2 separate regions of the Homo sapiens genome follow, and region 2 is linked to region 1. A link is a loop called in an ENCODE intact Hi-C map of the cell type or tissue named here. Cell type or tissue: CD4-positive, alpha-beta T cell. All regions are shown on one strand. Region 1 overlaps LOC107984578 (a long non-coding RNA gene). Region 2 has its middle 7.5 kb from the start of COG3.

The links. Peaks named below come from ENCODE experiments on the same cell type or tissue, not always from the same donor. Only the 100,000 strongest peaks of a DNase experiment are listed, where the experiment ranks them.
Region 2: it touches region 1 in a loop (6-fold over the local background); 2 of 110 quality-filtered maps call a loop at or near these places.

What each region holds. Positions count from the first base shown.
Region 1 is chr13:46,200,525-46,204,524 of GRCh38, forward strand. It overlaps LOC107984578 (a long non-coding RNA gene), which reads right to left. Exons shown (of 4, transcript XR_001749863.3): 2 at 2,577-2,706. Among named protein-coding and RNA genes, the nearest start is that of LRRC63, 9.4 kb to the right of the region's middle. In CD4-positive, alpha-beta T cell, no CTCF peak of the experiment used is centred here; a DNase peak (open chromatin) is centred at 1,867; H3K27ac peaks cover 523 bases.
Region 2 is chr13:45,455,422-45,459,421 of GRCh38, forward strand. No RefSeq gene overlaps it. Among named protein-coding and RNA genes, the nearest start is that of COG3, 7.5 kb to the right of the region's middle. In CD4-positive, alpha-beta T cell, no CTCF peak of the experiment used is centred here; no DNase peak of the experiment used is centred here.

The DNA.
Region 1 (4,000 bases):
AGCTTATCCACAAGGGCAGGAGAGAAAGCACAGTAAAGGGTCGCAGGTGCTGGGAGGTGCACCTGGGGAAATTCTTCTAATTGCCCCTATTTTCACAATGAGTGAGGCTGGGGAAGGAGCTACACAAGGGCTGTAGTGAAAGGAGAGTGTCTGAAATATTGTTTAGGAGTTTGGAAGAATGAATGCTTTGGGGAAGATGGTATAATGGCTGAGTAATATTCAAGGCTAGTGATGATCAGTTTAAAAATATTTTTCTTTTAATTAACTTTTAATTTTGAAATAATTTCAGAATTATAAAAAAGGTGGAAAAATAGTTAAAAGAATTCCCATATACCCTTCACCCAACTTTCCCAAATATTAGCATCTTAACATTAATACAGTACCATAGTATAATTATCAATATTGGGAAATTATCATTGATCCACCATTATTAACTAAACTACAGACCTTTTTCAACTTTGATAGATTATCCTATTAGTAAGTATCCTTTTTCTGGACTAGGATCCAATCCAGATCTCACATTCCATTTAGTTGTGATATCTCCTTAGCCTCCATTAATCTGGGACAGTTCTTCAATCTGTCTTTCATCATCGTGACACTTTCGAAAAAGTCCATCATAGACTGTCCCTCAGTGTGGGCTTGTCTGTTTCCTCACAATTTAATTCAGGTATGTATTTTTGGCAAGAGTAACACATTAGTGATGTTGTTCTCTCTCAGCACATCATATTGTGGGGTACATGATGTCTGCAGGGGCCCCCCCACTGTAAAGTTACTATTTTTCCCTTTGTAATTAAAAAGTAGTTGACTGGCCGGGCACGGTGGCTCACGCCTGTAATCCCAGCACTTTGGGAGGCCAAGGTGAGTGGATCGCCTGAGGTCAGGAGTTCGAGACCAGCCTAATATGGTGAAACCCTGTCTCTACTAAAAATACAAAAATTAGCTGGGCGTCGTGGCGGGCACCTGTAATCCCAGCTACTCAGGAGGCTGAGGCAGGAGAATCGCTTGAACCCGGGAGGCGGAGCTTGCAGTGAGCCGAGATCGTGCCACTGTACTCCAGGCTGGGTGACAGAGCGAGACTCCATCTCAAAAAAAAAAAAAAAAAAAAAAGTAGGTGATTATGAATTTAAAATAAGGGCATTCCAAGTGGGCTTTCTCCCACCCTGTTCAGTTCCACTGGTGTAGGTATTGAGTAAGTGGAGAGTTGATTTAATATTGTGGTTTATCAAGTGAGCACCTTAAAGCGTAACCTAAAACAGTTGCAGATGTCATTCAAGAGGAGGGTTAACTGCCTCAATAGATTTTTGATGTAGACCAAAACAATCAATTATATTAATAGAAAGAATGTCTGATAGATTTTATATGATCTCAAAGGCGGAAAACAGACCTGATTTTAAAGTTTCACAGGACTAACTTTTATACCCATCTTTAGTGGAAATGCTTCTGGGGACCTCTAAGAAATACTCCTTAATCTGTTTTAGTCACTAAGGATTTATACACAAATGTATTGGAAAATAGCCTTCTGAAATTTAACATGTCCATAAGTAAGGAGGTTCTAGATTTGGAGGTTCTAGATTTTCATTAATGCATCCAATAAATCCTTATTGAACCAATATCTGGACCAAAACCTGAACACCTGGTGTGTGCTACAAGTGATAGAGAAAATTAAAAATATGTCAAGTGTCTAATTAAAACATCCCAGGAACTCTGAAAAGTCAGAAAGCGGAAATATGATTAATTATTCTGAACTTCTGACATAGGAGATGAGCCTAACTAAGCATTTTTCTTACAATAAGATCTAAAACTACTCTGTGGCTTTAGCTGTGTACTCTCAAAGAAATGTAGAGAATAGAGGCCTGAGGTGAGACAGGAAATACACTAGACCACAAGTCAAGAGATCTTGAATCTAAATTTGATTGGGTGGCAACTTGTGTGTCCAAGTCAAGTTGGGATAGCAAAGTGGGTAAGAGCTCATTCTGTGGAGTTACAAAGGCCTGGGTCCCAAATCTAGTCCCTGGGTTTATGGTCTTCTTAATCTATCTAAGCCTCAGTATCCTTATTAGCAGACAGGAAAAGTAAATAGCACTTACATCATAGCCTAGTTGCGAGGCATAAATGAAGAAATGCATGGAGAGTACTTAGTATAATGACTAACACACAGCATACGTTCTAAAAGTGCTAGTACTAATATTTAATCATTTTTATTACTATAATTAATGATTAGTCACCCTTCTGTGCTTAATTTTCCATATCTGTAGAGTGAGGAGAATCAACTAGACTAGAACTTCTCTAGCATGAATACATACATGAAAAAACTATCCCAGACTTCCAGAGTTGTCTTTACCTATTTCTGTTACATAAGCAAACAGCAAACTTGGGGTAAGCTGCTAGTGCAGTTAGATCATAACTATAAATCCAAATAAGCTTAAAATTAAGTTCAAAACACACAGGAAAATCACACTAAGATTTCTAATGAGGTTAGTAGTGACTTTCTGGAATTAAATTCATGCTTTGCCCTGTGAACCTGGTGCTGACCCCCGAGGCCCAGGGTGGTCTGCGTTCACTGCCCTGTTACCTACCGTGCATTTTGCAGCAGTTCAATTCCTCTGCTTTGCTTTCTTTGAACTACTGCTATCTCCGGTGATGTCATTTGGCCTTCACTTTGCACAACTCATTATTCTGTCAGAGCTGGATCTTTCCTCATTCGCCCTTGAAAATTAAGAGAATAACTTGGCCTCAATTCCAGATTCATCTCTTAATGCAGATCCTGTAGCTTTCCTGCTCTAAATCTTCCAGTAGCTCTCCACTGCCTGTCAATATCCTAATATTTAAGATCCTCTCAGACTTACATTCCTAGCCTGACCTACCCAACTTCTTCTCTAGTCAAACTGGAATATCTACTAAGCGCCCCTTTAGAATTTTTTAAGATTTCCTTTGTGGCCCATCTTGGTAAATATTTCAAGTATACTGAAGGGGAATGTGTGTTCTTTATTTATTGGATACAGGGATCTATATATCGATCAGATCAAGTGTATTACTTGGTTTATTGAAATCTCCCATATCCTTAGGAATCTTTTGCTTGCTTGAGCTTTTATTTTCTAAGAGACGTGCTTTTTTTAAAAAAAGGTTCTCATTTTAGAGGTAGATTTATCAATAGCTCCTTGTCATTTTGTCCATTGTTGTTTCTGGTATTTAGAAGTTATGCAGTTAAGTGCAGACAGTCATATGCTGGCACATCACCTTGATGAATCATTTCTTTGTATCCTTAAAAAATAAGCCTATTAGAGTCTACTTTGTCCAGTATTAATATATTGTTTGCCTAGCCTATGGTCAGCTTCCTTGATATGCTGTGGGCTAGAGAATGGATTCTCTAGTCCCTGTTTCAGAGAAAGGGTCTCAATTTTGAGGCTCTCAGATTTATGCAGGCTGTTTTATTTCAGTTCTCTGCTTGCTGCAGACTAGGGAGTTCATCTCCACTTCCCATGTAGGTAGGACAATCCCAGTTCCCCACCCCTAAAAATCAGACCCCCCGTGGACCACCAGGACTTCATCTCCAGCTCACTTCGCTGACATTAAGTTCTTTTTCTTCTCCCAACATCAGGGATTTCCTTTTCTGTTCATCTCAGCTACATATTTTATCTGGCATTCCTATGTATTTTGGGTGGACAAGAGGCCATCCACATCAGCACTACTGGTCACATAGACTGAAAATGCTAGCATTGATTTCTAACTAACTAAACAAACTATACATGCTTGAATGTAAAATGACTTTGTTTACATTATATATATATATATGTATGTATATGTGTGTATGTATATAAAGAGCACAAGAACCATTTTAGAGTGATTTAGCAACAAATCAGTTATATGTCACAAATCAGTAATATGTAACAGTAATGAGTATGGTACTACCTTTATACAATCAACTTTTGAATTATCATTGAGAAAAAATAGTAGTTGACATTTATTGAACATTTTCAGTGATCCAGGAACTGTGTTGAAG
Region 2 (4,000 bases), 750 kb before region 1:
AGGAGAAGCCATTCTTTGCCTTTTTCAGCTGCTGGTGACTTCCCTATTCCTTGGCTGTGGCTCCTTCCATCTTCAAAGTACGTCGCTCTAATCTTGGCCTCCATTGTCGCACTGTCATCTCCTTTTCTACAGGCAAATCTCCCTCTGCCTGTGTCTTATAAGGACTCTTGTGATGACATTTGTGGCCTACCCATGTAATCCAGGATAACCTCCTCATCTCAAGATCCTTTACTTAATTTCAACTGTGAAGCTTCTTTCACTATATGAGTTAACACTCACAGGTTCCAGGCATTAGCACCTGGGCATCTTTGGGGGCCATTATCCAGCCTCCCACAGCCTATATAGTCTTTCTGCACCCATACATTCACGCCCAAGTGTAACAACCCAGTTACCTCTCAAAGAGTTCTCTGGAGTAGGTTTCTACCACAGTATCAGGCCTTTATGTAAAAATGAAAGGCTAGGTTTACCACGTAATTCATAGTTAATTTGAACAAACATTCTATCTCATCCTCTCATTGTTTAAATAAATGAAGCCTCTGAGAATTCAATTGTCTCTGGTCATCACAACGTAAAACAGAGAATTCGACCAATGTGGACACCATCAGATGCCCCGATTTTATCTGGCTAGGCTGTTTATTTTACGCCATCTCTTCTTCCTTTACTGCTGGCGGGGGCCCAGCCGACTTTGAGACAATAACTTTTCATGGTTTCTAATTAGAAATTAGAGCTTAATGCACTAAATTGATATCATACATTATGATATCCTTTATGACCCAATTTTAAGACTTACAGGAAATTCACTAGGCACCAAAAAGAAATTGAATGCAGATCAGCAGATTACCCAGTTGTCTAGATCTCATTTCCTCAATACTTTATTCTCAAAAAAAAAAAAAAAACAGCACTCTGTCAGCAAATGGAGGTGGTATGGTATATACAGTGTCAAGCTCAAACAGTTCCTGAAGGCATGAGTCAAGGCTCAGATATCTACTGCTGCCTTTCCCTCAGACCACACCTGTAGCATCATAGGCATTTCTCTATGGCCAGTCAACAGAGAAAGAAAAAACTGAGGCGTCATTTATTGATGGTTCTGAACAATATATAGGCACCAGATAGAAATGAACTGCCACACTGTGACAGCCCCAGTCATGAGTGTCACTGAAAAATAGTTGGAAAAGAAAATCTTCCAAGTGTTTAGCACTCCAGCCAGTATGTATGTACTTCCAGGACTGGAAATCTTGAATCCATGATCAAGGACAAGATGGTTAATCTCCATTTGCCCTCAGATCTATAACTTCTGTGCCCTGCTCTATGTTTTTGGATGCTGGCTTCTTGCATGACTCAGAGACTGCATTACTCAGATTCCCTTACTTTCTGGCTTCCAATTGCATTTAGCCAATGAAAAACACTAGCAGGAAATTGGAGGTGGAGAGAGAAGATGGTATTTTTTCATGCTTTCCCTGCTTCACTGCCATGTCCCTGGCGATAACTGTGGTTCCCCCACAGCTACAACTCTCATTGGGCTCTGCTAACACTATTTTCTAACCTTGTCTCTTCAAACCTACAGGTGGTAATGGTTTCCCACTGTTGCTAAGTCTCCAGGTGCCTGATATGGCTTGGTTCCATGTCCCCACCCAAATATTATGTTGAATTGTAATCCCCCAGTGTTGGAGATGGGGCCTGGTGGGAGGTGACTGGATCATGGGGGTAGTTTTTAATGGTTTAGCACCATCCCCCTAGTGCTGTCTCGTGGTAGAGTTCTCACGAGATCTGGTTGTTTAAAAGTGTGTAGCAACTCCCTTTTGCTCTCTCGCTCTCTCCTGCTGGCCATATGAAGATGTGCTTGCTTCCCCTTCACCTTCTACCATGATTGTAAGTTTCCTGAGGCCTCCCCAGCCATGCTTCCTGTACAGCCTGCAGAACTATGGGCCAATTAAACCTCTTTTCTTTATAAATTACCCAGTCTCAGGTAGTTCTTTATAGCATTGTGAGAACAGATTAATACAGTGCCTCAACATCTATTATTGGTCTCCTTAACTCTCCCCACACCTCTGTAATTATTTCCTTTACTAAGTCTCTTTATTTGAACAATCTCAGATAAATTCTGTTTCTTGATGGGACCCTAACCAAATACAATCTGTTAATTCTCTCCTCCATGTTGCTAAACCTCCTATTTTCCATCTTCTTGTCTCATGCTGTATTTGGAGAAATGTCTCTATATCTATTTTCCAACTTACTGTAATTCTCTCTTCAACTATTTACCTATCTATTTTAATTCCAATAATAATATTTTTCAGTTTTAAGGATTGTTTTAAAAATACAATTTTTTAAAAAACTATAAATTTATCATTACAATTATACATTGGTATATGCAAGGAGATTGGTTTCAGGGTCACATGCATATAGTCAAATCCATGCTTACTCAAGTCCTGCAGTTGGCCCTGCAGAAATTGCATATACCAAAAGTTGGCCCTCAGCATACACAGGCTTTGCCTCCTGTGAATATTGTATTTTCAATTCGTTTCTGGTTGAAAAGAAGCCGTGTATTAGTGGAAATGCACAGTTGAAACTTATGTTGTTTGAGGGTCAACTGTGTAGTTTTATATGATTATTTTATAATCTGCCTGGCTATTTTTGATAGTCTTCTTCCCTTGTTTGGTTTGCTTCTTGATTTCTTTCTTTTTTTAAAAAAAATATTTTTAGTGATGGAGTCTTGCTGTGTTGCCGAGGCTGGTCTTGAACTCCTTGGCATCAAGCAATCCTCTTGTCTTAGCGTCCCCAGTACCTGGGATTGCAGGCATGTGTCACCATGCAGGGCTTCCTTCATTTCACATGTATATGAGAGCCATGCTCTGAAAATTATCCTTTGACAAGGGGGAGTACAGGGCCCCAGCAGTGTATGATGGGAGGCTGGACCTCACCCAGACTGCAGAGTAGATGCCCCTGAGAAAGACATTAAAGCTGAGAACTGAGGGATATCTAGCCATTTGTAATGGTACCCAAATTGCTGGACTCCAGGCTTCTCCAGGCCCAACTCTAGCTCCATGGTCTCTTCTACCACCCTTGGAGATACAGTAGCATCTGTCGTTCCCTGCACTATGTTTGAGTCTGTGTGAAGGGTCTTTGTGAAGCTGCCTACAGAATTTCTCACGTGTGCCTACTCCATTGTTCATGCGCTACTCTAGTAGGACTTGGGAGTACTCTAGGCTTTTTTCATTCTCTACCACCATACTTAGGAAGCAAGAGATATATTTTGTCTGATCTCAGAACATTCATGAACCACCCTCATCCCCACCACCCAGATGGTAGAACCCCTTCTCAAAAACACTTGCTGCAAGATACCATCCTGCTCCCCTCTGTAGACTCCCTCTTTTCTCTAAAACACGTAGTTTCTTAAGGTAGGACAAAAATAGAAGGTGTATTTTTCCAATACCTGTTTTACAACTGAGTGGCTGCTTTTAAAGCTCAAAAGCTGTCCATGTGACACGGTTGTTTGTTGGGTCTGCCGTGACAATCCTCCATTCAGGTGGTGGATACTCAAGTCTGGCTCATTAGAATAGACAAGGAGCTGTGTGTATGTGGAAAACATTCTCTCAGCATGCTTCATGTCAAACATTGGACTCGTCACCCTCTGCCAAGCTATCTTCTTCTGTGCTCCCCTCTCAGTGAAGGACACACCCATGTGTCCAAACCAGACATCCTGACTCCTTCGTGTCCATTCAGTTACACCTCAATCCCGGTGGGCTTTATCTTTTTGATATCTCCTCCTTTCACTCTCCTCTCTCCATGTCCACCAACACTCCTAATTCAGGCTGTCCAGATGACTGAAACAGCCTCTATACTCTCTGTTCCCACTTCTGGATTGGCTTCTGGTCAATGCATGTGCCACACTCTCCAGGACTTTTCTAAATGGCCAATGGGCAATGTCCTTACTGCCCGATCTCCTCAGCACAGAGGCCAAACTTCTTATCATGGCACCCAGGCTTTCACAGTCTTGTCCCTA